7 separate regions of the Mus musculus genome follow, and all the other regions are linked to region 6. A link is a loop called in an ENCODE intact Hi-C map of the cell type or tissue named here. Cell type or tissue: left cerebral cortex. All regions are shown on one strand.

The links. Peaks named below come from ENCODE experiments on the same cell type or tissue, not always from the same donor. Only the 100,000 strongest peaks of a DNase experiment are listed, where the experiment ranks them.
Region 1: it touches region 6 in a loop (3-fold over the local background); 2 of 42 quality-filtered maps call a loop at or near these places.
Region 2: it touches region 6 in a loop (6-fold over the local background); 7 of 42 quality-filtered maps call a loop at or near these places.
Region 3: a loop joins it to region 6, with 6 times the contacts of the local background. A loop is called at or near these places in 4 of 42 quality-filtered maps.
Region 4: it touches region 6 in a loop (4-fold over the local background); 5 of 42 quality-filtered maps call a loop at or near these places.
Region 5: a loop joins it to region 6, with 2.4 times the contacts of the local background. A loop is called at or near these places in 18 of 42 quality-filtered maps.
Region 7: it touches region 6 in a loop (4-fold over the local background); 9 of 42 quality-filtered maps call a loop at or near these places.

Annotation. Positions count from the first base shown.
Region 1 is chr15:77,303,882-77,307,881 of GRCm38, reverse strand. Rbfox2 (RNA binding protein, fox-1 homolog (C. elegans) 2) reads left to right here and starts at 829. Exons shown (of 14, transcript NM_053104.6): 1 at 829-1,518. The coding sequence starts at 1,339. In left cerebral cortex, no CTCF peak of the experiment used is centred here; DNase peaks (open chromatin) are centred at 865, 1,196 and 1,932; H3K4me3 peaks cover 2,838 bases; H3K27ac peaks cover 1,999 bases.
Region 2 is chr15:77,067,140-77,071,139 of GRCm38, reverse strand. Gm24753 (a small nuclear RNA gene) reads right to left here and starts at 3,349; the gene lies at 3,243-3,349. In left cerebral cortex, a CTCF peak has its summit at 2,340; DNase peaks (open chromatin) are centred at 1,955 and 2,627; H3K27ac peaks cover 2,047 bases.
Region 3 is chr15:77,242,692-77,246,691 of GRCm38, reverse strand. The region is part of intron 1 of Rbfox2 (RNA binding protein, fox-1 homolog (C. elegans) 2); the gene reads left to right. Among named protein-coding and RNA genes, the nearest start is that of Rbfox2, 62 kb to the left of the region's middle. In left cerebral cortex, no CTCF peak of the experiment used is centred here; DNase peaks (open chromatin) are centred at 514, 1,072, 1,907, 2,241 and 1 more place; H3K4me3 peaks cover 2,995 bases; H3K27ac peaks cover 2,962 bases.
Region 4 is chr15:77,266,418-77,270,417 of GRCm38, reverse strand. All of the region lies in intron 1 of Rbfox2 (RNA binding protein, fox-1 homolog (C. elegans) 2), which reads left to right. Among named protein-coding and RNA genes, the nearest start is that of Rbfox2, 39 kb to the left of the region's middle. In left cerebral cortex, no CTCF peak of the experiment used is centred here; DNase peaks (open chromatin) are centred at 711 and 1,945; H3K27ac peaks cover 2,951 bases.
Region 5 is chr15:76,981,402-76,985,401 of GRCm38, reverse strand. No RefSeq gene overlaps it. Among named protein-coding and RNA genes, the nearest start is that of Gm35933, 4.2 kb to the left of the region's middle. In left cerebral cortex, a CTCF peak has its summit at 2,478 (motif pointing left); a DNase peak (open chromatin) is centred at 2,472.
Region 6 is chr15:77,366,327-77,370,326 of GRCm38, reverse strand. It overlaps Gm3787 (predicted gene 3787), which reads left to right. Exons shown (of 3, transcript NR_168297.1): 2 at 1-155; 3 at 717-834. Among named protein-coding and RNA genes, the nearest start is that of Gm41353, 7.8 kb to the left of the region's middle. In left cerebral cortex, CTCF peaks have their summits at 1,970 (motif pointing right), 2,690 and 2,899 (motif pointing right); DNase peaks (open chromatin) are centred at 2,652, 2,990, 3,275, 3,461 and 1 more place; H3K4me3 peaks cover 746 bases; H3K27ac peaks cover 2,452 bases.
Region 7 is chr15:76,996,892-77,000,891 of GRCm38, reverse strand. Gm35933 (a long non-coding RNA gene) reads right to left here. Exons shown (of 3, transcript XR_384211.4): 3 at 3,902-4,000. Among named protein-coding and RNA genes, the nearest start is that of Gm35933, 11 kb to the right of the region's middle. In left cerebral cortex, a CTCF peak has its summit at 1,780; a DNase peak (open chromatin) is centred at 1,812.

The DNA.
Region 1 (4,000 bases), 62 kb after region 6:
CCTAACTGCACAAAGCTGATAAGCTAGGAAGGGCTATTCAGGCAGCAAGGAGTAAAACCAAGAGATTGCCATCTTGACTGGCCACATATTTCTGCTTCAGGACTTGAACAAATTCAGGTCCATCCATTGGATTAAAACCATGTTTTCTACTGTCAGGCTCAAAATGGTTCCGTAAATGCCCTATGTAAACGTAAAGCTCTTAAAAAAACACCAGGCGTTATTTATTACTATTATTAGAGACAGTTTTTCTGTGTAGGGCTATCCTGGAACTCACTATGCAGATAGACCAGGTTGGCTTCGAACTCAGAGATACTCCTGTCTTTGCTTCCTACTTCCTAGGACTAAAGGTGTGCACCACCGCCATGCCTGGCAACATCAGAAATATTGACATCATTAGAGATGCAATTATTCGCTTCATAGCACCATTTCTCAGAAAAGTTTATATGGGAGCCATCACTCCTGGACTTCCCAGGTCTTGGGCTGGAGAGGAAGGAGGCAAAGGGACCTTCCTCTCGCAGAGCGCCCCTCTGCTTCCCTAAATCCCAGGAAGCCAGATGAGAGAGATCAGGTCATCACTTCTCACTAGTGCAACTAGTCCAAGTTGCTCCCCCGAACTCCTGCCCTTCAAGCTCCGCCCCCCGGCCACCGCCTTAAAAGAGGCGGCCCCTTCTCTCTCCATGCTTCCCAGAGCATCCCCGAGCTTCCCGAGCTTTTCCGAGTCCTTCCCGGCCTCCCGCGGGCGGCCCGCGCGGAGGCGACGGAGATTGCCGAGGGGCGTAGCCACGCCCCCTCACTACAGCCTCCTCTCGCGCGGGCGGCCCGAGTCCCACACATCCAGGTTCCTCCCTCCTTCTCTCCTTTCTCTCTCCCCGCCTTCCCGGCGCTGCCACAGTGGCGGGACGGAGGATCCCGACCAGTCAGCTCGCTGCGGCCTCGCGCTCCTCCTCCTCCCAAATAAACAGCCCTCCCCAAGCTGGGAGCCCAGGCCGTCCCCTTCCCCGCACGGCTGGCGAGTGGTGAGGGAGCGCGGGACTGAAGGACCAAGGGACCGAGGGATCGGCGCACGCGCGTGCGAGTGAGAGAGCGAGCGAGCGGCCGGCGCGAAGCCGGAGCAGAAGCCGGAGCCGGGGCCGAAGCCGAAGCCGGAGCCATAACCTGAGTCGGAGCGGTAGTGAAGCCGAAGCCGAAGCCGGGCTCCGGACCGACGCGCACGCACACACGCACGCGGGGGGCGGGGCCGGCGCGCGCCCGCCTGTCGCGACTGTCGGCACCGAGGCCCAGGGGGAGGTGGCCTGTCGCGGGTCGCCCGGCTCCCGGTGGCGAAGGGGGCGCGGGCGGATGGCGGAAGGCGGCCAGGCGCAGCAGCAGCCGCCTCAGCTCGGGCCCGGCGCTGCCGCCCGGGGCATGAAGCGGGAGTCGGAGGTGGAGTTGCCGGTGCCCGGAGCGGGGGCAGACGGACCCGAGCCCGGCCTGAGCAAGCGGCCACGCACAGAGGAGGCGGCCGACGGCGGGATGCAGGTGACCGCGCGGGACGGGCGCCCGGTTACGGAGGGCCGCGGCGGGCTCGGGCCTCCGGGCGCCGGGTGGGCCTGGCTGGAGAGTGGGCTTGGGGCCGGGTGCAGGGGCTGGAGGGGCCCCGGAGGCAGCGCGAGGGAGTGGGATTTTTTTTTTTTTCCTTTTGGAGTTGGGATTGAACAGGATCGGGATGCAGTCCATTTCTTAAGCCTGTGCTCAGTTTGTTGAGAAGTTGAGGGTTCTTGGGTCGATTTGTCCAGAGGAGAGCTGTTGGGCCGAGCTGAGAGCGAGGGAAGCTGGTGGTGGGAAAGCTCCGGAGAAGAAGGGCGCCTTTTGGTTTACACTGGGATGAGGAAAGGGGGAACGGCATGTGGAGAACAGACTGAAAAGCCAGCCAACTCCTGGAGAGAGAGCGAGCCCGAAAGGGGATGTGGCTTAGCTTGTGGGTTCAATCAGTTACTCGAGCAGTCTTGAGAAGTCCGCGGAGTTTGGTAGTGTGATGCTCTGTCTCAGTTTTGTGCAGCATGTTATTAAGTCTGGAGAGAGACACCAGGCAGATCCCGCCTGTGCTTTACCCATTGCATCCTACGTTCGTAGGATGCGGAGTAAACTCCTTAGTATCCTGAGGTAGAAAAGAAAATTTATAGGGCTGTTAGGAGACTGGTTTCTGAGTTGTGGCCTCCAGTGTTAGCTTGATTGTTGAGGGTGGGAAATGACAAAGATATTGATACAGGCGGTTAGTACTTAGTTTGAAGAAGGTAATGCATCCTTAAGGGCTTTAGGATTTGCTCTCTGTTTAGAAAATATTGGCTACGAAATGGAGAGGCTCACAGCAGCAACGGGATGCTTTCTAATTCTTTTAGAATCGTAGAATGTTAGAGATGGAAGGGACCAGAAACGCCATCATCTTTTCCACCAGGAGTTCTCAGTCTAATGTACTCGGAAGAGTTATGCAGAATGGCTTAATGTGCATTGAGTCAATACTTTGTATCTTTTTTTTTGGGGGGGGGGAGGGTGTGTTCAAGTTTCAGCGTATTTTAACTGCCTCATTTTTATTGATAGGGAGTTAGAAGTCCAGAGAAAACTAGTGACTTGCCTAAAGCCACCCAGTTAGCTGGTTCTGATTTCTATTTCTGTGCTCTCTCCATTACACCACTCTTGGAAATCTCTGCAGTACTAGGAGACTTTCCGTGCTCTGCCTTGACTTCCTGTGGCAGGGAAGGAGCTGGCATGTATGCTGTGTGCCTCTTGTCTCCTTTGCAGAAGCCACCCTGTTACCTCTGTTGATTTGGGCACAAGGGATTTCCTGGGCGTTTATTTTTGAATCCTTTTGTTTGCTGGCTTTTATTTCCCTTAGAAGAAGTCTGCCAGGCAGAGGGATCATTAGGTCAATCTGAAAGCCATAGAAGAATGGGAAGACTTAGTGGTTTAGCACTGGATGGTAAAGAGGGACCACTGGATAGAGATGCTGGTGAGTGTGTTCACTTGGAGTGTGCACACATCTGGTCTTTTTTCCCCTATGTCAATCTTAGTTAATAGTGTGTTCTCATTGCTTTCCCTTTCTTTTGCCTGGGGCCTATTATTTGCTGACTGCCTTCACATTGGCTAAGGATAGTGATACTTGGAAATGGAATAGCGCGAAGGGACCTTGGGATGTGCAGAGGAAGGACAGAATTAGGTCCTTTGGGTGCAATTGGATAACTTAGAACTATCCCACGGAGAATTATTTTACTCTGTATATTTGTGGATAGTCTTTACATTTCCCTTTGTACATTCTTAGGATTGTACTTTTTGTTGTTGTTGTTTGAGACATGGTCTTATTTGTAGTCCAGGTTGGTCTGAACTCCCTGTAGTAGCTGAGGATTACCTTGAACTCTTGGACTCCTGATCTCCCTGTTTCTACCTTCCCAGTAGAGTTCTGAGATCCATGCCCAGCTCATTACTGTAGGTTTCTCACTCCATGTCACACAGGTATTAATATCATTGACTTAGCCCTCTGTTTTCAAGCCCTAAGTGTATTGTCCTGGAGAAAACCCATATTTGGAGACCTCTGTTTTCTTATTTAGAAAAGTATTTGTATAAAACAATTCTTAGGTTGCTTTCTTAGAAATGTAAGCCAAGTTCCCTTTGTGTGTGACCTGGGCATGGAGACAAATGAATGAAAAGTTAAAACAAAAAACCTGAGGGTGTTTAAAACTTATTTAAGTGACATTTATCAAGCAGCTGTGACAATCTTAGGCTACTGCTTTTTGTTTGTTTGCTTTTGAGACAGAATCTCTCTGTTTAGTTCTGGCTGTCTTAGAGCTTGTTATGCAGACCAGGGTAGCTTTGAACTCTGAGAGCTCTGCTTCTGCTTCTGGTGGTGTTTACACACTGTTTTAACCCTACGGGATATGTAAAGAAACCCTACTTTTATTGGATATTATTCTATGGACAGAGACAAGTCAGCAGTCTTTGGTAGCATGGGAGAAAATTAAGCGGGGAA
Region 2 (4,000 bases), 300 kb after region 6:
ATCTCCGCCTCTCCCAAGAACACGAGGTGCACAGGTTGGAAGTAACCCACCGACTCCAGTTCAAGTAGGGTCCAGCATCCCCCCGGCACTGTGGGTTTACTGGAGCAGGAGAGAGGAACCAGCCAGAGGTCGGGGGCAGGTAGGGTATCAGGTCAGTGGGTGGGTAGCACAGCAGTGGGGTTCTGCCTATTTAGCCCAGTGCAGTTTCCGGGATCTGATGCGTGGTTCAGTCCCATCCCACAAGGCAAGCACTGTGGCCTTGTATCCACAAGTGAGCCCAGGGCTCTGGATCACAGCGTGAGATCTCTCTTCTGGGTTGAGAAGGGAGAAGAAAGGCCAGGAGGTGGAACTGGACAGTAAGAGAGGATGAGGGCTCCATCAACGGTAGGCCAGGGCCTGAGCCGTGATTATGGTGCTGGCTTCAATCTGTTTCCTGCTGAGGTTCTCACAAGAGTGAGACTTTTCTCTCCTTTTTGCTCAACTCTTTTTGCAAACAGAGGCCCGAGAGAGTGCTACAAAGTTACTTTTCTTGTTGGGGGTCAAACACTTGGCATAAGCAACGTCCATATGTCTCAGGCATTTGAATACTTGGTGCCCTGTTGGTGGTTTTGGGAGAGGGTTAGGAGGTGTGGCCTTGCTGGAGGAAGTATGTCCCTGGAGATGGGCTTAGGTTTTAAAATTCACTCCATTTTGAATTGGTTCTCTCTGTGCTTCCTGCTTGTGGATGGAGATGTGAGCTGGCTCAGCACCATGTTCTTCCCTGCTGTCATGATCCCCACCATAAGAGTGATGGACGTTTATTCCTCTGGAACCGTCAGCCCCAAATAAACTCTTCCTTCTAGAAGTTACCTTGGTCATGGTGTTTTATCACAGCAACAAAAAAGTAAGATATGTTTCTTATTTGGGTCTGTTGTTGTCATCGTCATCTTAAATCTGTGTGTGTGTGTGTGTGTGTGCATATGTCTGTGTGTATGCTTGGTATGCATATGTATATATGTGGTGTGGGTATGCTAGTTCATGTGTGTACATGTGAAAGTCAGAGGTCAATTTCCACTGTTACTTTATACCTTTTTTTTAATGTAATATTTTTCTTGATTCTTTGGGAATTTGATATCATACAACCTGATCACACTCTTTTCCCAGTCCTTCCATGTCTGCCCCAACCCCCAAATTATTTTTGAAAAAAGGAGAAGAGAAAAAAAGAAAACCCAAAGTTTTTTATCTTTAAATTCAATGGAGCATGGTTAAACTCTTAGTAGCCCGCCCTTTAAAACAACTGAGATGTTCTCCTCCCAAGTTCCCAGCAGAAACCATCATCATGGAGGGCTAACTTCAGCATCCTTATCACACTTTTAAAGAGTTCTCTTTGATGGCTTCCAGTTTAGTGACTTCATTATAGTGGTGTCCAAAGCCAGAGCCATATGATGGGGTGGCCTGTTCCACCTTTTTTTGAGACAGAGTCTTTCATTGAACCCAGTTCTGGCTATATATTTTATACATACATACATACATACATACATACATATATAAATACATACATACTATATAGTATATATATAATATATATGCACATATAACAATTAATTAAAATATTTAAGATGCCAATAAATATAGAATGAGTTGCCTAATAGCATTGATAGTCTTAGTGCAAATCTAGGTTGTGGCTGGGTATCAGCTTATTGAACAGTTGGGTAAAGTGTAAAAGAGCATAAAGAATAAAGGGGCCTGTGGTGGGAGAGTATCTTAGTTACTGTCCAGTTGCCAGTAGTGGTGGTGCACACCTTTAATTCCAGCACTTGTCCTTGATGGTTGGGCGAAGGCATGGCAGCAGGAACACGTAGGGTTTTCCCTGGGTGCCATCAGCATTCTGGGACATGAGATAGCTCAGTGTTAGAGGTGACACACAGACATTGTTGCCTTGCATCATCTCCATAGCGGCTTCATGACTCATTGCATTTAAATTTCCTCTGTGCTGGTACCCAGCCAAGAGCCTCATATCACCAGATTCCTTAATCCTTCACCACCCTCCTCCTCCTCCTCCTCCTCCTCCTCCTCCTCCTCCTCCTCCTCCTCCTCCTCCTTATGTTCATCTACAGGAAATGCTTAGAACATTGCCTGGTCTGGAGAGAAGTGAGATCCACCCTCTTGCTCTGCTTAGCTCTGTCTCCCAAACCAGGTGCACTGCTCCTCTGAAGAGGTTAGATCCTAGACACCTACAGGGTGTTCTGTAGTGGCCAGGCTCTGGCTCCAGGGTGAAGCACACTTGACATACTCCCCTCTTCTTTGTTTTCTCATGAGGAAGCAGAAAAACACAGCTCAGCCGCTTTCTAGTCCACCTCCAGGCCACCAGCCAGAGGGCAGCACAGTCCTGGGGTTAGAGGATAGGAAGGCCTGTGGGACCTCAGCCACACAATCAAGTCCGTAATGCCTGTAAGTTCTGCCTATGGCAGAAGACAAGCCAGGCTGTTCCCATGTCCCTGTGTCTCCTGGGCTAGTACAGGAATCATGGTGAGGAAGGGTGGAAGGACCAGGGAACAATGCAGGCATTTCTGGGTTCCTGACCACACCACCAATGATAACCAGCCTTACAAAGCCTGGCTCTGTTTAGAAGCATCCTTGCTTACTTAACACACAGCAGCCGGTGCTGTTCTGCCTCAAAGCTGCCAGGAAAATGACAGAAACACTATTAGAAACAATGTAGGAAGGCAGAGCTGTCTGCCCAGCCACAATCACCATTAGAAACAATGTAGGAAGGCAGGACTGTCTGCCCAGCTACAATCGCCTTTGGAAACAATGTATGGAAGGCAGAGGGGTCTGCTCCGACTTGGAGGAGCCAGGAGGAGATATGGGTTACTTCAGATTTCAAGAAGGGTAACTCTCCAAGGTAAAGTGTGTCTCCAGACTGCAAGCATAAATAAAGAGAGAAAGTGAGGGACTAGGACTCAGACTGGTCCCTGGTAGACAGACAGACAGACAGACAGACAGACAGACAAAAGAGACCTTGATAGATTCATGCTGTTTTCTTTCTTTTTTTTTTTTTTTTTGACTTGATAACAAAACTGCTTTATTGACATCTTTTTACAATGACGGTTTTTGCTCTTTAGGTTTGTTAGTCCTAACACTATACAAAGGTACCTGGTTAAACTATTAGCTTACAGAAAGTGAACCCATGTAACCCACACCCAGGGAGAATATGACACTGACATGCTTCTGCGAGTGTGTTGCTATTGGATACAATTTCAAAAAATATGGAACGCTTCACGAATTTGCGTGTCATCCTTGCGCAGGGGCCATGCTAATCTTCTCTGTATCGTTCCAATTTTAGTATATGTGCTGCCGAAGCGAGCACTCATGCTGTTTTCACTTCAACACTTAAAATGGCTGACTTCCTGCTTTTTTCCTTCCTTCCTTCCTTCCTTCCTTCCTTCCTTCCTTCCTTCCTTCCTTCCTTCCTTCCTTCTGCCTTTCCTTTTCTAAGACAAAGACTAGTGGTCTCCTGGAAACCCCAGGGATCGGTTCAGAGAGATGTTTTCCCCCAACCCCAGGGAACTGTTCAGTGGGGACCTCTTCTCCCATCCCAGGAATCCCATTGTTCTGCCAGGAAGCATTAATGAAACCCAAAAGACCACCAAGGAGCCGTTTCTGATGTGATCACATTAGATTCTCTATTACAAACTCAAGTTTGGGCTGATTCACCACTGACCCACAGGATATTTAGTGATGCAGCCCAGAACGCTGATTGGGACACGGCTTTATAGGAAATGGAGCAAATGAGGTGGTGTCTATCTTGGCAAGCATCTGATTGAATGACTATTGCAAGACAGGTGGGCGCTCTGAAGCAAGACTGTATATAAAAGCAAAAGGTCCGAGAGTACATCTGAAACAATCAGGTTAATCTTTGACTAACTAACTGTTGCTAGAAAGAAGCTAGGCATAACTACCAATGGGGTCCTTCCTCCTACTTGGGTATAGCTTGGGATCGGCTGCAAGTCAAATTCTC
Region 3 (4,000 bases), 120 kb after region 6:
GCTTATGCTTTGTGTTTCAGAATCATGCAGGATACAGTAACTACCGAATCAATCAAGTAGGTTCTTTCTTAAAGAATTTCTTCCTAGGCGGGAAGTGGACAGCTGGGTTGAGAAGCAAAGCCTTGGTTTATATTTACCTGTTGTTTAGGGAGGCGAGTGGGTGTCACTTTAGAGTTAGAACGTGGCTGAAGGAAGGATCAGCTCCAGTGAGCCTTAGGCACAGACCAGCTCACTCTGACATGTAGGCGTCTCCAGAAGTGGAGAGCTTTGAAGGGTTCGAGAGACTATAGATTGTATTTTATGCATGTCTATGGTTGTAAAGTGGTATTCTGTAAGTGCATGGTCTTCTGTGGTAGTTTTGGACGTTATTTCTGCAGGCACTTTGCTGATCCTCGTGCTACTGCACTCATTGCTCTGTCCTCTGGCTCAGGGACCTGCTCCTTCTTACTCCTTTTGTCAGCAGTTCTGAGAGCGTCCCTATGTGATGACAGGTGTGGGAACTGCTCCAGTTTCCATAGTAGGTCAGTCCATGAGGCAAGCACTTGGATGCAGAGTTTGTAGTGAATGGACTTTCTACCTCACCTATCCACTCCTTCCTCCTGTGATGGAGAAAGTTCCATCAGAGGACAGATACTATAAGCATGGGTTTTCTCTCCTTGGATCAGGGTAGAAGGAGGTAGCAGAGGCTGATGTTCCCACATGGAATGCCCCAAGCATGTTTTGCATGTGTTTTTTTTCCCTTTCCTGATGGGGAGGTGAATGGGGAATGTTCTCTGTTCTAGTCCTGTTTCTGGGGCAGGCGATTCAGTTGATTTTAAGACTCGGCACTTACTGCTGCTTGTGTTTGAGTTAGGGGTCGGAGAGAAGAAGAAACAAACACTTTGGGGTGTGGTTTAGGAGGGATGGAATATAGGAATGAGTATATTTCTATGGTTTCTTAGTCATAAGACTAGAATCGCAAGTAGCTAAATTTAGCTCAGGTTCCTGTTGAAAGCATCATTTTTGCGGCAGGCAGTGGGGGCAGAACGGAAAACCTTTTTGTGTATCCTGCTCCATGAAGCCAATAGGGAAGCAGGAGGAGGTGAGGTTGCCATGGAGATGGTAGCTGTGTGCAAGGGGAGAGCAGCAGGGTTTAGAATTCCAGGAAGGAAGAGAGAGTGATGTCATCAGATTCCATGGACCAGCCCAGGAACCCCTGCGAGGTTGGTGGGGCGTTGGGTGTGTGTGGGGTGGGGGTGGAGTGGGAGTTTGAAGAGGGGAGCAGTGGCCTCAGTAAGGTGTGAGGAGTCCAGTTGAAGCGGAGAGGTTGGTTGTCTGGAATTGTGCTGAGCTGCATTAATGTCTGATTTTGAGGAAAAATTGTGTAAATCATTTCCGAATTAGCAGACTATTTTCTTTGTTGAAAAAGGACCTATTTCTTCCACAAAGGAGCTCATCAGATATAAAAATGTAGTATCTTTTTATAGCTAAATCCCTATAGTATTTGTGTATGCCTTTATCCCTTGTATGTGAGGGTATTTTAGATATGTTGTTAGTTACCATTGCACAATTCCTTTTATGGTGTTACATGCAAGTAAATGATTCGTTAATGCCTGATTATGGCACTTATTTTTCTATGCATGAGGGTAAATAAATTCTGAATTAAAAATTATGAATCAAAGCATTGCTTTCAATGGAGAGGAAAACTATGCTTCAAGACGGTTGTGAGCACTTGCATGTTTATATTGCTAGTCAAGGACAAATGTATTTGTCTACATGTGATTAAAAGGGTGATTTTTAAAAGGAAGAAATGTAACTGAATCTGTGCACCTGGATGAAGGCTGTCCTTCAAACAGTCACCTAGGCTCTGGCGATGATGGAGCATTGCGCAAGACATAAAGAACTCTGGTTTGAGTCAGCTTCAGAGATCAGTGAGGAGGAAAACATTTTCCATATCTAACTCTGGATTTTCCACCCCCCCTACCTGCCCACCCCACAACGTAGTCAGAATTGGCTCTTTGTGATCTCATTGTATTAAAATCGAATCCATGCTTACCTAAAACTAGCTTTTATCCCAGTTAAAGCTATTTCAAGTACGTGTTGGTTCTGAAGGCATTTTTGTTTTCTGAACAAGAACTGCTGTATGCTGTAGTTCAGCGGTGATGTTCTAAATGATGGTAGCATGTGAGAATAAGAGCATTAGCTTTCTCTGGGTGACATCTCTGAGGTGACCCACTTGGGTTTATTTGTTCAAATGTGCCACTGGCCATTGCAGGGTTTGGTGGTTTGTATGAGAACCTGGAGATGCTGGGAACAGATTGGCTCAAGTCTGACCCTGACTCTAGCTGACCTTGGACAAGTGACTGTTTCTTGCGGCACTGTTTTCCTCATATATAACTAAGCTGTGGTGTAAGAGCCAGCTTCAAAGTGCAACTAGAGGATTAAGCAAGCCAATATGGAAAGCATTTCCACACTCTGTTCTCTGTGCTTTCTGACTGATCATTAATAAGAATGCATATGCTGGTATGAAAGGACATTCATAGAATGGAAGCACAGGGGAAGCTAAGGCAGGAAAGTTATGAGTTCAAGGACAGTTTGGGCTACATTCAGAGGTCTTATATCATAAACCAAAATGGGTCAGTGAGATGGATCAGTGGTAAGGCTGTCAAGCCCGATGACCAGAGTTTGATCTCTGTAACCTACGCGGTGGGAGGAGCAGACTGACTTCCACAATCTGTCCTCTGACCTCCATATGCATGCTGTGGCATGCCTCCCCTCCCCCAACTAACTAAACAAATAAAATGTTGCTTGAAAAATATTAAGACCAAATAAGAACTGAGAAGATAGCTTCTCAGATAAAAGATAAAAGTGTTGGCTGTGCAGGTGAGTACTGGAATTGGACCCTTAGCACCATGTAAAAGCAACTGTGGCTGCCTGTGTTCCCAGCATAGGAGGCTGAGAAAAGATCCCCACAGCAAGCTGGCTGTCTTCACTGGCCACAGTTTGTGAACTCTGGGTTCAGCAAGAGACCCTGCTTTAAAAAACATGTAGAGATTGAGGAAGACAACTCCATCAGCTTCAGTCTTCCACATGCACTAGCTAACTTGTATCTACTACATATATGCATTCACACACGGCAAACTCATACACCAAACAAGAAAGGTATTTCTTGAAGAACTTTGAGGAAGATGTTACCTGGGATAGTATAGCCTGGTGGTCCCAGTTTGGTATTAGAATCAATCTGGGACCTTTTCTACATAACAGGGGGCCCACTAGCAAGGGGCCCAGAACTCAATAGTTTTTAAATGCTTGCCCAATTATCATGTAGTATTGAGAACCACTAAGAGTAAATTATTTAGGACCAGGGACCTAAGCTTTATCACCTAGGAGATATAATAGTTGCAGGTGACACTCAGCTCAGATCTGATTTCCAGAGCCTGACCTGTCTTTACATTAAAGTGTAAGAGGTACCATTGGTAATAACTGGTTTTCTCCACTGCCAGAAGAGAATCAGTTTGCTAAGCCAGTATCCAGAACATCCTGTTCTTGCCAGTGTGTAGAGAACAAGGCTCTTCTGCACTAAGGCCGTGTTTAACATGTGATAGAACATTTACAGTTGTGGCTGTGGTTCAACCATAAGTAGCTGTTTGTTGGCTCAGTTAATCTTTCTGAGATTCAGTGTCCTCATTTGATAGTGGACATGATACCTAATTATGACCTAACATACATGAACTGTATCGCACCTTATGCTGTATGTAAAAGTTATGGCCTTTCCCTTTCATCTCTTCTTCAGCCTTTTATTGGTAGATATGTTTAGGAGTCCTGTTTCTCAGAAGGGCCCCTTCTTGAGTCTCAATATCTCATCTCTTTAGGTTCCTTGCTACTTAACCTGCCCCTTAGCTATCTCAAGTGTTTTAATTATATACACAGAAAACTACAAATAGATTTTCCCTTCAAAATACCTTCCATCAAGTATTTATTCTTCCCAAGAAGGGCTGTACGAGAAGGAGCTGCAGGAGCT
Region 4 (4,000 bases), 100 kb after region 6:
CTCTTGTCTTCACCCACTGAATGCTGAGATCAAAGGTGTGTGTGTAGCTCCATGCCTGGTGAAATTGCACTTCTTGTCTTCTCCACCCAGAGTGGTTCCCATTCTTATGTGGGACAGTCTGTAGCAGCGTAGACAGCAACCTTTAACTTCGATTTTGTGAAGTCCCTATCTGTGCACTTCATGGTACCTCTGTGTGATTCCTGCCCAGTTTGGTCTGTCTGTCTCATAGACAAAGGATTTGCCTACAATCCCATAGGTGACAGGACCAACTCTGCTTCATTGTTCTTGGCTTTAAGCTGGGGTTGTGATTACTGCTACCAATTAGGACTTTTTTACTTTCTCTTCCATATTTTAAATTTTAATTTATTAAAAAGTAGTGATGATCCAGGCCTGGTGGTGCACTCCTTTAGTCCCAGTGCTTGGGGGACAGAGACATTTAGATCTGTGAACTCGAGGCCAGCCTGGTCTACATACATAGTAAGTTCCAGGTCTGTCTGCCTGTCTGCCTGTCTTTATCCAGGCAGGCAGTCCTTCAATTGAGGGACATCTAGATTGTTTCCAGTTTCTGGCTATTACAAATAAAGCTGCTATGAATATAGTTGAGCAAGTGTCCTTGTGGAATGGTAGAGCATCTTTTGGGTATATGCCCAGGAGTGGTGTGGCTGAGTCTTGAAGTAGAACTAGTTCCAGTTTTCTGAGAAACAGCCAGATTGATTTCCAAAGTGGTTGTGTAAGTTTGCACTCCCACCAGCAATGGAGGAGTGTTCCCCTTGCTCCACATCCTTGCCAGCATCTGCTGTCACTTGAGTTTTTTGATTTGCATTTTTTTCTGATGATTAAAGAATTTGAACATCTTTTAAAGTGCTTCTTGGCCATTCCAGATTTCTCGGTTGAGAATTTTCTGTTTAGCTCTGTGCTTCATTTTTAACTGGGTTATTTAATTTAGGCTGTTGGTGTTCAACTTCTTGAGTTCTTTATAAATGTTGGCTATTAGCCCTCTGTCAGACGTAGTTGGTGAAGATCCTTTCCCAATCTGTTTTGTCCTTTGCCTTATAGAAGCTTTTCAGTTTCATGAGGTCCCATGTATCAATTGTTGATCTGAGAGCCTGAGCCACTAGTGTTCTGTTCAGGAAGTTGTCTCCTGTACCAGTGAGTTCAAGGCTCTTCCCCACTTTCTTCTCTATTAGATTTACTGTATCTGGTTTTACATTGAGGTCTTTGATCCACTTGGACTTGAGTTTTGTGCAGGTGATAAATATGAATCTATTTGCAATCTTCTGCATGCAGATATCCAGTTAGAACAGCACCATTTGTTGAAGATGCTTTTTTTCTCCCCATTGTATGGTTTTGGCTTTTTTTTTTTTTTTTTTTTTTTTTTTGAGACAGGGTTTCTCTGTGTAGCCCTGCCTGTCCTAGAATTCACTCTGTAGACCAGGCTGACCTCGAACTCAGAAATCCGGCTGCCTCTGCCTCCCAAGTGCTGGGATTAAAGGTGTGCGCAACCACCGCACAGTCAAATGTCCATAGGTATGTGGGGTTATTTCTGGGTCTTCGATTCAATTCTGTTGATCAATGTATCTGTTTCTATACCAATATGGGTGCGGTTTTAAACTTCAGTTCATACCTTCCATGTAGCAGAATCTTAGTGGTTGTTGAATGAATCACTTAAAGGTAGTGTTTGAAGGGTTTTTGAAAGACAGATAGTTTGGGGACAAGGTAAAGCTATTCCAGAGAGGAGTTAGCATGCACAGGAGAACACATGAAAATGCATGGTGTATTCTTGTGCCTTGTTGGGGTTCGGTTTGTACATGTACCACAAGAAGCTATTTTTGATACAGAAAGACCATCTGGGTTCTTGGTTTAAAAAAAAGAAAAAGAAAAACTAGATGTTTGAGTAAAAAAACCTCCCTTGCAGCCCTTTCTCCTTCTGTGTTCTGTTAGTTTGGTGAAATGCTGGCCGTTTGTTGTCCCCGAGCTTTGGAACTCTACAGACAGACTTGTCTGAGTGCAGCAAGGCAGTGTGTCCAGTGGGCCTCCCTTCTGTCTGGAGCTGCACTGCCTTAGTGCAGTAGTCTAGCAGTGTACACGTGCAGAACAAGTAGTGATGTGACGAGTATGTGATGACCAAATGATGGGCTTCTGAGGTGTCAGGGAAGGGATTCTGTCTTTGCTGGCTGTGCATTAGAACCTCCTTAGGACCTTAAAAACTCCAGGCCTTAGGCTAGCTATACCTCACCAGACCAATACAACCAGGACGGTTTGCGTGGGCTTAGGAATATGCATTTTCAAAACTTGGCTGGGTTTTATTGTGCCATTAGCTTATGAGGCCCCAAACAAGGGGAAGGGAAGGCTCAGGCTTCGGGATGGTTTTCTTAGTTACTCTGAGGAGGAATTCCAGAAGAGAAGATTGGTTAATTTAAGAGAACTATTGGAAGGGACTTGAATGGACAAAGAGAGATGTTTTAATTTAAAATTAAAATTTCAATGCTGTTTTTAAAGGATTTCATAAGAGGACTGTATTTACCTCAGCCCCTTCCTCTCCACTGATTCATTCCAAGCCACCCCCACCCCAGTTCATGGGAGAGGGGGTATTTTTTTAAGCTAGCTTAACATTACATAGTTTTTAGAGTGATTAGAAGAAAGACAGGCTGGAAACTCAAGGCTGGAGCAGAGATGAAGCAGTGTGCCTGGATATTGAAGCAGAATGTTGTGGGTCCTGGCTGCAGCTTTCCCATGACTGTTTGTGCTCATCTGGCTCAGTGCATGTTAGGCTGAGCACTGCTGGGTCAAATCAGACACAGTTTTGTCATTTCTGACTTAGTGTAACTGCTGTGTATAGTCTTTGACTCCTGTGAACTGTTTGCCGTCTGTTGTTCGAGGTTGGGGGAAGCTATTTCTGAGGTTGCTTTTAGCTCTGACGCCGTTACCTAAAATTTGGTAAAGACAAAGACGGTGCATCCCCAAAGTAATTGCTGTGTTTTTGTTTGGAAGGAAAAGCATCTTAAGCAGCAGTGTGGCTGAGGATGCAAACAGAGGCAGCCTCAGGACCTGGAGATGCTTTGCCTGCTGTACTCTATACAACATGCTGAGTTTTATTTTGACCAGTGTTGTCAGTAGGGAAGGTTGTCCAGGGTGGCTTGGAGTTCAGAACTGGCAGTAGTAGGGACAGCTTTTTGCAGGTAGCACCGCAGGCCAGGTGCTGTTGGTGAGGGTGAGGGGGTCCCTTGAGGAGCTGCTGGGACCGGAGCTGGATGGCAGGGCTGTCATCTTGTAGGCTGCATACTTCTGCTTTGTGCTTGAGAATAGAACAGTTAATATGAGTAGTGTTTTTTTTTTGTTTTTTTTTTGTTTTTTTTTTTCAACTAAGTGATGCTCTTAAGTTTATCTTTTATTCTAAAGTTCTCTGTTAAAGACTGTTAAGAGCTGATTTTCCTATATAAATATGCTCACCACAACAATTTTTCCATGTAGACTCGAGTTAGCATGGTTTCTGTGCTGATAGTCCTGTATCTTAGCACCTCAGATTACTACCAACCATTTTCTTTTCCACAACACATTTTCCTGTTTATTCAGCACTTTTTGTATTGAGCTAGCCCATCTTTATTTTGTATTGAGCTAGCCCATCTTTATTTTGTACTGTTGCCCTTAGCACCATGTGCTTGTAAGGATCTTGGGGTGCAGGAGGGGGAGAGCCCTGTCCTCAGCAGGTCTATTAGAGTGGGGATGCCAGTGTGGTCACACTGCAGTGAAGAACTAAGTATCTGGGGAAATGGAGAAGGGGGTTTCTAAGGCATCCAGGGGCAGGGTAGATGTCAGAGAGGGGCTGGGGGTGGGAAATGGCAGCCCATTCGCCTGGAGACTTAGAACCTTTGCTTTTCCGTCTTTTGTGTTCAGAAATACAGAGGCTTTCTTTGCTTCTTGTTCTTGGCAGCAGATTGTCTGTTCCTTTGAACTTATGTGGGCTGGAAGAGAATGGAATGGAATTGGCCCACCTGCATGG
Region 5 (4,000 bases), 380 kb after region 6:
AGTTCAATTCCCAGCAACCACATGGCCCTCTTCTGGTGTATCTGAAGACAGCCACAGTGTACTCGTATAAATAAAATAAATAAATCTTTTTTTAAAAAAAATAAATAAAAATAAAGTGAGTCTTAAAAAACATAAGGTGGGGACAGGAGTGTCTTTGGGACTCCAGATCTCTTGAGAGGGTGACATGGGTTCCTCAACTCTGACTTCTAGCAACAAGAACAGAAATGGTCACAGTTGGCCAACTAGGTGCTCCTCACCCTAAGTATGTCTCCGTGGGACAGCTGCTCTGTGTTCAGGGTGTCTTGTTGGCCTGGTGTTGGGTGTAGCAGTAGTGTATGGGGAGACCCTATTTGTTCACTGTGATCTGTGTCCCGTGCTAACTGCTTTTGTGGTCAGATAACCATAACGCTTAGGGATTTCTTTTTGTCTGTTTTAATGTTTCCTTCTGAAATGTGTATAGCAAGGCCACTTAGTCTGGACCGTGTGTTTTCAGTCTGGGAACAGGATCACAGAGCCCTCTTAAGGAAGTGCATTCAAACCAATGCTTCATGTTCCTTGTGTTTTTCCAAAGTGAGTACTGTAGCCAACATTTATTTTAGTCTTGGGTTACATTTGAAATAAATCAACAGACAAATCCACAACATCCAAACAAGAAAAAAGAAAGAAGAAAGAGTCCAGAGACTGAATTTTGTTCCTGATGAGCCTTTGATGAAGCTGGGGGTGGCGGCACATACCTTTAGTCTGAGCGCTGGGTAGACAGAGGCAGACATCTCTGTGAGTTCCAGGTAGTCTAGCTTCCAGGCAATGTTATAATGAGGCTGAGATAACCCACTCAAGAAGGTTACACGCCACACTTTGTTGATGAGTGAAGAGTGTGGTGAGTCCTCAGCTGACCAAGAGTAGGCTCATGCCTGGGAACGACTCTTGGCATCCAGACAAAGGAGGGCAGGATTTTTAAAGTCACAAGGTCGCAATGCCATCAGACCTAGTGCTGGCCAAGGGTCTTTACAACATAATTTTTTTTTGAGCTTCTAAAATATCACACAAATTCTTAAGGGATTTAAGAGAAGCTGAATTATCTTTCAGGTCAGGATCTTACTCAATAGGGAAGTGTTAATCCAGAAATTTGCAAGAGGAAAAAAAAAAAACAATTCCACAATTTTGAGTCAAATTTGAAGCAAGCTTTAATTAAATACCATCCAGGATGGACTTCGGTCAGGACCACTCTCTGGAATTTCAGCAAGTGGCCATGAGATACATGTTGTAGGGGCTTTTAAGGACAAAAACCATACTGCCACCATATTTTACCATATGGCTTTCTTATTTTCCAAAAACAACAGCTCTCAGCATTTCAGGAAGTTGCCTGGTTCTTGGAAAGAAGGGTTTTATAGGTTAACTTTTGGGTCTTACGTTCCCCATCTTGAGTTATATCCTGGGTCAAGTCCTTGACTCTGTAATGGGTACTTGTTTATATTGGGATCTAATAGCCATCAGCCTCATGGTACCCAGGCAGGAATTATCATCCATTTGAGGCATCGGTGATGTAAAAGCCAACAGAATTAGCAGAAGCAGAAGGGCCAAAGGCCTTGTAATCGCTGACATCAGAGTTACTGTCTGGGAGGAGCCTAGAAAACTATTATTTATCAATTATTTCCTCTCAGGTCCTCTTTTTGTAATATTCCTTTGAGTATACCAGATTACAACCCCATATCATTTGTATAGAAATAACAATTTTCTCCAAAAGCCATATAGTGCCTCTTTGTTCTGTATAAGCCAGGCCAAGGTGCCCTGCCATATTGTAGAACTATTTCAGTTAATAAATCATCCTGTTGATAAGCCTGAGCCCACTGTCTTAGTTTGGGTTTCCATTGCTGTGAAGAGACACCATGACCAGGACAACCCTTATAAAGGAAAACATTGAATAGGGGCTGGCTTACAGTTTCAGAGGTTCAGTCCATTATCATCATGGTGGGAAGCATGGCAGCATGCAGGCAGACTTGGTGCTGGAGGAGTCAGGAGTTCTACATCTTGATCTGAAGGCAGTCAGGAGGAGGTTTTCCTGCCCTGGCCAGAGTTTGAGCATAGGCGACCTCAGAGCCCATCTGCACAGTGACACGTTTCCTCCAACAAAGCCACACCTATTCCAACAAGACCACACCTCCTAACAGAGGCACTTCCTATGGGCCAAGCATATTCAAACCACCACACTCACTTTCCTGGTGCCCCAATTGGCATGATAAGTTATTTCTCCACTAGTGAAATGAGCCAGTTTAAACCAGATTAGAGTATAAAAAGTCAGGTTTATCGGGAAGCCACTCTTGGGTGAGTTTACTGGTCCCAAGAAAGGATGCCAGGGAAGTCATGAAGCCCAGGGAGATAGAGGGGGTAGGGGGAAGAGAGAGAGAGAGAGTGTGTGCACACATAGAAACCAACCACGTGGTGGCTCTCAGCCATCTAATAAAGAGGTCTGGTGCCCTCTTCTGGCATTCAGGCATATACTCAGGACACCATGTACATAATAAATAATATATCTATTTTTATTTATTTTTATTTATATGAGTTCTCTGCAGCTGTCTTCGACACACACTAGAAGAGTGCATAAGATCCCATCACAGATGGTTGTGAGCCACCATGTGGTTGCTGGGAATTGAACTCAGGACCTCTAAAAGAGCAGTTAGTGCTCCTAACAGCTAAGCCATCTCTCCAGCCCAATAAATCTCTTTTTAAACATTATTTTTACACTGTTATAACTTGTGTAGACTTTTAACACTCTTTCCATCTGGTCATATATCAGAGACATGAGTGGCGATCACTGAGAGCAGTCACTCAAGGCATTTCCTTTTAGTGGAAACTTACACCTGGAACCTACGTATTCCTTGATATGAAAGTCTGTTAGTAAGGCAAACCTGCCCGCCTTTTCTTAACAAGAGACCCAGTAGCTCTATATGAACTAACAGGGTGGCTGCAGTCTTGGGGAGAGGAGCCAGTTGCCTACTGCTGCCAAGCTGACAAAGCTACAGGCAGCCTAGCCATCAACACCATCAGAGACCTGAACAGGATAAATTATAGCTGGAAGCATAATCCACATGACCTACGGATCAACTAAATGGCAGAGACCAGTCGATATTCTCGGATACCTAGACACTCATCCCAGGCTCCTGTGTTCTCCATGGCATTGGGGGCAGAGGTGCCAGGACAGCGTTGTCTTCAGCCCCCCAGGATCAGAAGATGAGGGGCTTTTCTGTAGAGGATAAACATGGGAAAGCAAAGTGGGGCAATCAACTCTCCAGTGTCCTGCTTGCCCACAGTTTGGACTGGGCCCTGAAGGCGGGCAAAGCATTGGGGAAGTCTCACCCAGAGGCTAGCATTACCAGAGTCCAGTTACCACAATCCAGGTGGAGCCATTGTCTTGTCCCATTATCCTCTTGGAGATCTGGGGTATCTCTCCATCTGTCATAGTAAGTTTAAACATCTTTTTTTAAAGGTAAGTTTATTTATTTTGTTTTATTTTTTAAGATTTACTTTATTTATATGAGTGCATTGTAGACATACATCTTCAGACACACCAGAAGAGGGCATCAGATCTCATTACAGTTGGTTGTGAGCCACCATATGGTTGCTGGGAATTGAACTCAGGATCTCTGGAAGAGCAGTCAGTGCTCTTAACTGCTGAGCCATCTCTCCAGCCCAAGTTCAAACATCTTAAAATGCCATATTAGGAGCATTATCTATTAAGTATATCAGAGCTAACCCTTGATTTTTTTTTTAATTTCTTGCTTTAGGCTATACCTCGAAAACATATACAGGAGGCTAAATAAAGCCTTTCCCCTGTACTTATCTACATTCGTATGACTCCAAGTAGAGCTCTCAACACATTAAAGCTTAATCACCTTTAACAATTTCTGGTTGAGGCTCTTTTTGTGAATACAGTCCATAGGAAGATTGGCGACCTTACACCCTTACAGTGTACCATTCTAGAAAGTAACAGTTTTCTTGTTGT
Region 6 (4,000 bases):
ACGCAAGCGCGAGCTCGGAAAGAGAATCCACGTGTTGTAAGAAAATGGCAGACAAGGCAGACATGCGGGAAATCGCCAGCTTCGATAAGGCCAAGCTGAAGAAAACCGAGACGCAGGAGAATAACACCCTGCCGACCAAAGAGACCATCGAACAGGTAAGGACGAGTGAAATCTCCTAAAAAGCCTAGGAAGATTGCCCCGCCCCGCCCCGTCATCTCCAAGACTCCCTCGTGATGTGGAGGAAGAGCCACCTGCAAGATGGACACAAGCTGTACTGTGAACCCGGGCACTCAGAGCTGAATGCCACTGGCCCGCGGGTCTCTGAAGGGGACCCCTCCACAAATTGGACTGCCAAATTTCACCGGTTTGCCCTGGGATATTATAGAAAATTATTTGTGTGATTGATGAAGATAAAACACACCTCGTAGCAAAGAAAAAAAAAGGGGGGAGGGGGGCTGGTGCGATGGCTCAGCATGTAAGAGCACTGCTCAGCGGTTAAGAGCACTGACTGCTCTTCCAAAGGTCCTGAGTTCAAATCCCAGCAACCACATGGTGGCTCATTCTGGTGTGTCTGAAGACAACTACAGTGTACTTACATATAGTTAATAAATAAATAAATAAATAAATAAATATTTTTAAAAGTGTTCTTTTAAAAAAAAATAATGTAAAGACTCGTTTAACTTCTAGTTCACTCTTTGCTTCCTTCATACTTGTAGCTCAGGATGTGAGCCCTCGGCTTCCACTTCAGCCACCAAGCCTGCTGCATGCTGCCAGGCTTCCCAGACATGACAAACTCTGGATCCACAAGCCCAAATAAAGTCTCATATAAATGGTCTTGGTCATGGTGTTTTATCCTGGCAATAGAAAGATAACTCATACAGAAGCTATGGCCATTGTGTGGCCAAGGGAAGCAGGAGGTCTGAAGGCCTGCCACATGGGTCACGGGGAAGATTTTGTATGCCAAGCAGGAAAATGGTGACAAACGTGTCCGCTTGCCTCAGCTGACACCAAGGATACGGGCCGCGTCTCTAACTCTGACAGCACTAGGGTCTTGTTTTAAAGGTCCACATGTCACTCTAAGGACAGGGGAGCCATGCAGGGAAAGATTTCTCACAGATGCCCCTGCCGGTTGTGACTCAAGATGGCTGCAACCAACCTGGACCCCTGCACTGGCTCACTGAGCCTATGCTGCCTTTGACTGGCTCCCCTGGGCACATGAGTTCCTGTGGGGTGTCGGGCAGCAAGTCCTTCCTGTTCTTCCTGTACAGTCGCTGCCCCTCCACCCAGGCATTTCTTTCAGATTCTGTCACCTCAGGCCCCGCTGGGACAGAGGGTGGTGTTCACGCACGTCTGGCTGGAGTGAACACAGGTGCGTTCTTTACCTGTCGCTAAGCAGAGGATTGACTTTGCTTGGAGGGCCTGTGCTCAGGTGTGGGCAAAGGTCAGCTGTAGCGGGACCAAGATAGACAGACCACAAGCATCCTTGTCCAAGCTCCCTTCATAGTCCTTCTCCGGTCCTGATCCCTGATCCCTGCTATCTGATTCCTGACCCTTAAGTGGACCTGCCCTCATCCTATTCAGCGGGGTTCCTGCTTATTCATTTATTCTTTGCCCAGGCAAGAACAGAAGTGGCAGAAGTCCCTAGGAACCAACTCCCTCAAGGCATTTTCTCCTCTTCCCAACCCCCACCCCCTTCGTTTCTTCTTTGCCTGCTTCTTCCTCTTGCCGTTTTTCTTCCTCGTTCTTGCTCCATCTCATTTTCTCCCCATTCCCTTTCCAATTCATACAAAGTCTGTGTGGCTTTTGGAGTCACGGGGAGATGGCCTGCCTTTGGTTGCCAGCTGCAGGGCCCGTTCTCAGCAGTCAGAGCCACGGCTGCCGGAGCAAACACTGTCAGCTGAGGCCAGCCACAACCACAGTATGCCCTTCCCTTGTTGATCAACCTTGGATGCCGCTCACGCACGTCGTGTCCACACGGGGGCGCTCCAACAGTGCTTCTCTGGCGTCTCTGGCCTTTCTAGTCTGCATTTTTTTTCCTCCTGGTTAGTGGGAGGAGCACTGGTTTCCTTTCCAGTCTTAGTCGTCTGGCTGCACGAAAAGAGCCTAGGCCCATATGTTCCTTGAGTAGTATTTCCTCTAGCAAAGGCTACACATCCAAAGAGCCCTTAGATTTTTTTTTTGTTCAGATTTGGGTGGAATTCAACAAATTCCCTCAGATATCCCTCCCTATTGAAAAAATTTTTAATTTCTTCTTTTTTTTGTTTTTTGTTTGTTTGGTTGGTTGGTTGGTTGGTTTGGTTTGGTTTGGTTTGAGACAGGGTTTCTGTCTAACACCCCTGGCTGTCCTGGAACGCACTATGTAGACCAGGCTGGCCTCGAACCCACAGAGCTCTGCCTGCCTCTGCTTCTGCCTCTGCCTCCTGAGTGCAGGATTGTAGGCATGCATCATCATGCCTGGCTTTTCTACTTAATTTCATTTTATATGCATGGGTGTTTTGCCTAGATATATATCTGTGCACCACACACTTGCCTAGTGCCAATGGCACTTCTGCCTCCAAAGGTCCACCCAGGTGACTTGCCTCTGCCAGCTAGGCCCCACCCCCCGGAAAGGTTCTGCTTACCAAGCTTGGAAATCACAGTTTTGAGCTGGAATAAAATGAACTAGAGGCCGGGCGGTGGTGGCGCACGCCTTTGATCCCAGCACTTGGGAGGCTGAGGGAGGCAGAGGCAGGGGAATTTCTGAGTTCGAGGCCAGCCTGGTCTCGAGTTGAGTTCCAGGACAGCCAGCGCCACACAGAAAAGCCCTGTCTCAAAAAAAAAACAAAAAAACAAAAACAAAAACAAAAACAAAAACAAAAAAAGAGCTAGAAAGCAAGCTTGTAGTATTAACAGAACGTCCACACGAGGGCGCCCACACACTTTTTAAAAGATGCTTTGGATGAAGCCGGTCCCCAGAGGGACCAGGAATCTGCGCGGCAGGGCTGAGCCTCCCTCCGGGCCTTCGCTCCACAGCCTTCTCCCTCTGAGGATTTCCTTGTTGGTTTTCTTGTTTGCTAGGGAGAGATTCGGTTACCCGTAAGGGGTCTTAGAGCCATGGCCCATGGCTAGGAGACGCAGTAGACGTATTAGAAAGATGAGTTGAGCAGGCAGGCATAAACCTGAGCCTTTCGGAGGGCTTCCTCCTCATTCCAGTGTACTAGTTGAGAAATCCGACATTGCTCCCTCTGGTACTGACTTTGTCACGTCCTCCCACAGGACGGGAACTGCCCGCCTCTGGGCCAGCTGGGTGGCTGCATTCACTGTCCAGGCAAGGCGTCTGAGCTCTGGAGCTGTGGCCTCCTCCTAACGCTCTCACACATCAGTCAAAGCCTTCCTCTTCTGTGTCAAGGACTTCAAGCTTCTTGGCTCGTTCTTCCCAATTCCTCCCGGCTTCCACCCCACCCCCACCCCTAGATGCCTGGTTCAGTTTTCCATTAGCATCTGGCAGAAGGCGGGTGGAGGAGGAGCTGGCCGAATGTTTAAACTGGTTACCACATGGCTTCTTGGAGCCAACGATACTGCTACCGGGAGACACAGGGAGAGCCTCCCCAAGCTCCAAGGCCAGTGTCTGCGGCAGGATCAAACACCAAAGGGTTTCTGCACTGGGCTGGAGACAGGAATTCACTAAACTGTCTTCAGTCTTTCTCTCTCTCTCTCTCTCTCTCTCTCTCTCTCTCTCTCTCTCTCCCTCCCTCCCTCTCTCTCTCTCTCTCTCCCCCCCACCATTCCCCATGCCCATGCCCATCTCTATTTTAAGACGGACTAAATTGCCCAAGCTGGTCTTGAACTCATTCTGTAGCCCAGACTAGTCTTGAGTTCATAATCCTCCTGCTTCAACCTCCACAGTAGTGGGATTACAGACAGTCCCAGATGAAGTTTCCTAACACTGGTCAATCTGAGCTCACTTCATCCTCTGTGCCTGTTGATTGCCACAAGAAGCCCAAGACACAGGAGGGGTGCA
Region 7 (4,000 bases), 370 kb after region 6:
GAGCAAATGAGACCTCAAAGTCTATCCCCACAGTGACACTTCTTCCAACAAGGCTACACCTCCAAATAGTAACACTCCCTGTGAACTAAGCATTCAAACGCATGAGTCTATAGGGGCCATTCCTATTCAAACCATCACATTGTCATTGTCAACTTGCAACTTCAGTTGCATCCCCACCCAGCACCACCTAGCCTTCTATCTGTCCATCCCTCTATCTGCCTTTTGATCCATACATCCTTCTCCCCCATAGACCCTCCACCCATGTCCACCCAGCTACACACTAATCTAATCCTCCGCCATTATTCCTATCTGCTCTCTCTTTCATCCATCTACATCTGTCTGTTGCCAGTCTACTCACAACCACCCACCTATTCATCCATCTGTCTGCCTTCCCACCCATCCATCTAACCATTGGTTAACCCATCTACAAACCCATCCACCCTTCACCCTTCTACCCTTCCCAGGCTTGCAGTTGCTCAGCAGATCTACTGACTAGGAATTGTAGGTCATGGGTGGTCACCCCACTTCTTGCTTTGGATGCAAGGACATAAGACATCCAGCAAAGAGGTGTAGCCCTGCAGAGCAAGAGCTGTGTCTATTACCTGCCTGCTATGTGCTCTGGTATGTCCCTCAGTTTTCCCATCTATTTAATGGGCCATGCATTACAAACTAAGTAGCACATGAATGTACTCAGCACAATTGGGCTCAGGGATTTGGGAGCTCTACTGTCTGGGTTAAATCCTGGTTCTATGACTTTGAAAGCCGTATGACCTTGCTCAGGAGACCTAAGCTCTCATAGCCACAGTTTCTCAGCCGGACACAGGGTTGCGTGGAGGGCCAAATACAGACATGATGCTAGTGCTGGAACACTCTTTCTACTCATCCTCAACCAAAACAATCTGTTAAAATAGGTGTTGCTAAAATTCCTTCCCCTGGGAAGACTTAAGCAACATCTACCCTTTCTCCTAAGGTCCCAACGACAAACCAAGGCACAATTCCACCAAGTTCATTCCAAGGAACCGAAGACTTAATTGGGCATCTTTCCTGAGCCTAGGTAAGGGAATTCCTTACCTGTATATAATACTCCTCCCACAAGCACTGCACCTGAAAAGCGTTACCTAGCAGGGATGAGGTTTTCCCACGTGGCTCCACTCGAGTCTTCCCCCACACGCATGTAACCCCAGGGATCATACTCTATTTCTTTTTACATACTCTAACCCTTCCCCAAGGCCCCACATAGAGTTGTCCGTCAGTAGGGAGGAGCAGTTGGAAGCTGTGAGTCCGAAGGTGGGGGTCGAGGGTCTAAACTATCAGCAAGCCTGCCCGGAATAATCTCAGGCAAGGAGACACAGCTGAACGGCCCAAGATGGCCGTCTCTCAGATCAAAGGACAGCCAGTCACATCAAGGGGAGGGGGGAATAAGTAAGGCTCAGAGAGGTAAAGAACTGGCCTGCGGCCAATCGGCCAGGAGAGACTGGACTGTATCCAAGTGTCCTGAGGCGGGCAGCAGCGATTGGTTCTCACAGGGGCCCGGACCTTACTTGTTCCCATGCCCCGCTCTGGCACACAGTGGTCTAGATTTTATTCCTGTCCTATCTGGTCACTGAGCTCCCTTGATATTTCAAACCCCAGGGGCTTCTGTGTGGCACTCCCAGTCTGAGGGCTCCTGAGCCTCCAGAGATCTTCAGGGATAGTTGTGCATCACCGCACGATCCCGATTCCTCATCCCAGCCCGCCACGGGGAGAAGCAACCAAGCTTCCCTGCACAGCGCCCCCACAGTCTCTGCTCCCTTAGGGCACAAGGGATGCCCGAGGGTGGCATGGGCGGGGAGTCGGGGAGGGCAGGAGCTACTCTTGGCTGTCTGGCAACCCTCCCTCCTGGCAGCCAGCTCCCGGCGGCTGCAGCCCCAGCTTACAGTGGCTTTGAGCACACTGGGAAAACAGAGGCACCTCATGTCCCCCGGTCACAAACTGCTTTTCCACTCTCAAAGGGGACAATTGTTCTGACCTCCTGGGACCGTGAAGGTGACAGGAGTATGTATGTAAAGTCCCCAGTGCCACTGACTCTGAAGACTTTCAGCTCCTTTCCCCCTACAATGGAAAAGAGCCTGCGGGAATCCCTAAGCCGGCCGGCCGGCAGCATCCATTAGGAGACTCCAGGGCACTGGCTCTCAACCTGTGGGTCACGACCCCTTTGGGGTGGGGTGGGGTAAGCATATCTGATATTCTGCATATCAGGTCTTCACATGATGATTCATAACAGTAACAGATTTAGTTATGAAGTAACAATGAAATAATTTTATGGCTGAGGGTCGGCACAACATGAGGAACTAACTATATGGAAGGGTCTCTTGGGGCTTGAGAGGCAGAGGCCAGGATCTTTTCCATACCATGCATTTGGATTCATTCCATCCCAATTCCAACACATACCTGCTGAGCCTACTGGTTCAGATCCAGTGCTGATATTGCAATAGTGAGCATATTGATTGATGTTGGTCATAGGTGCTGCAGTAGAGAGAGAAGCTCACCAAAATGCTAAGACTTCGTTTCCAAAGGAGCAGAGGAGTTCAGCCTTCTTGGGAAAGACTGACACCCAAGTAGCTCACTCCGGTTATTTTATTCAAACATTATACAAGGTTAATTGGGGCTGGGAAAGATTCCAGCTGCCAAAGTTATCTTGCCCTTGCTTCCAGTGTGAGCAGACAACTATTAAGGCCTAGGTAAATTATTAAGGCCCTAGATAGAATGTTAAGGCCTAGGTAAAATGTTAAGGCCCAGGTAACTGTTACATGGCTAGCCTACCATTATAAGGAAATGTTCTCATATTTTTCTGCTGTTACTAGGGAAGTTTCTAATGCCAAGTTGATTACATGTTCTGTTATGTTCTGTGTCCTTGAAAACCAATCAGGATGGAAGTCAGTGGAACTGCTTGTACCCACAATAGGCTTGACCCCAGTCAACCACCCAGCAGCAATTCCTGCACTTGTGTATACGTTTTTACGGTAGAAGCTGCCCCTGGGGTAGACCTTAACATAAGAGAGACACCTGCACCGATATAAGAGACTATGTGGAATAAGGCGTCCATTTTGAGTCACGGTCACGTAAAGTTTAAGTTCCCAAGACCTCCCTGGGAACAGACATCCTACTTGGCAGAAAGAGACATGTATGTGGATAACTGACATCCTGGTTAGCAAGGCATGAATGTTAGACAAGGCAAGCCCCCTGCCACAGTTGAATACCCCAACCAATGGGAGCAGGATAAATATACAACAAAGACTTGTTCCTAAGGAAATCCTTATCCCTAAATCCTGATTGGTGGGACAACTTGACACAGATGTTTGTAGATCTCACGCTTTAAAAAGCCCTGTAGGACCTTAACTTGGGGTCATGGTTCAATTCCCGAATCTGGACCATGAATCTGATCAACCAGCCCTGGGGCACATTCTCAATAAACTATCCCTGCCTGACTGAGATGGGTGTTAGTGTGGCTTGGGAGGCGATTACTGGGCCCCTATAACAATTCACACAAATCTCGGTCCCTTTTGAATAGGGCTAGCCATAATCAAAAGAAAGAACTCTGGGTTTGCCAGGAGTGACTTTGTACCAAGGTCAGTACAGCTGCATGTTCTCACATAGCTCCAAGGGCAGATTCTCTAGAAAGACAGCATTGCTTCAAGGTTCAAACAGTCTCAAAGCAACGTCTCAGCCTCTATTGATCGACCCAAACATAGCAAAGGCTTTGCTAAAAGAAAGCCAGACAGAAAGACTTTGCTCTGCGTTTCACTGTTATGTCCAAGTTGCAGGGACCCCCAAAGACCACCGAGGAGCCAGTTCAAATGCAAACACACAGGGTCTTTTATTACAAGGTCCCAAGCAAGGTGTTTCACTGTCCCTGTCACAGAGGGTCAGAGTGAGAGCCCCAAGTCTAGGCGGTGCAGGCTTTTTATTGTGGTTACAGAAAGCTTGGAGATTTTCCATACAGGTCAGCAAGTTAATATTT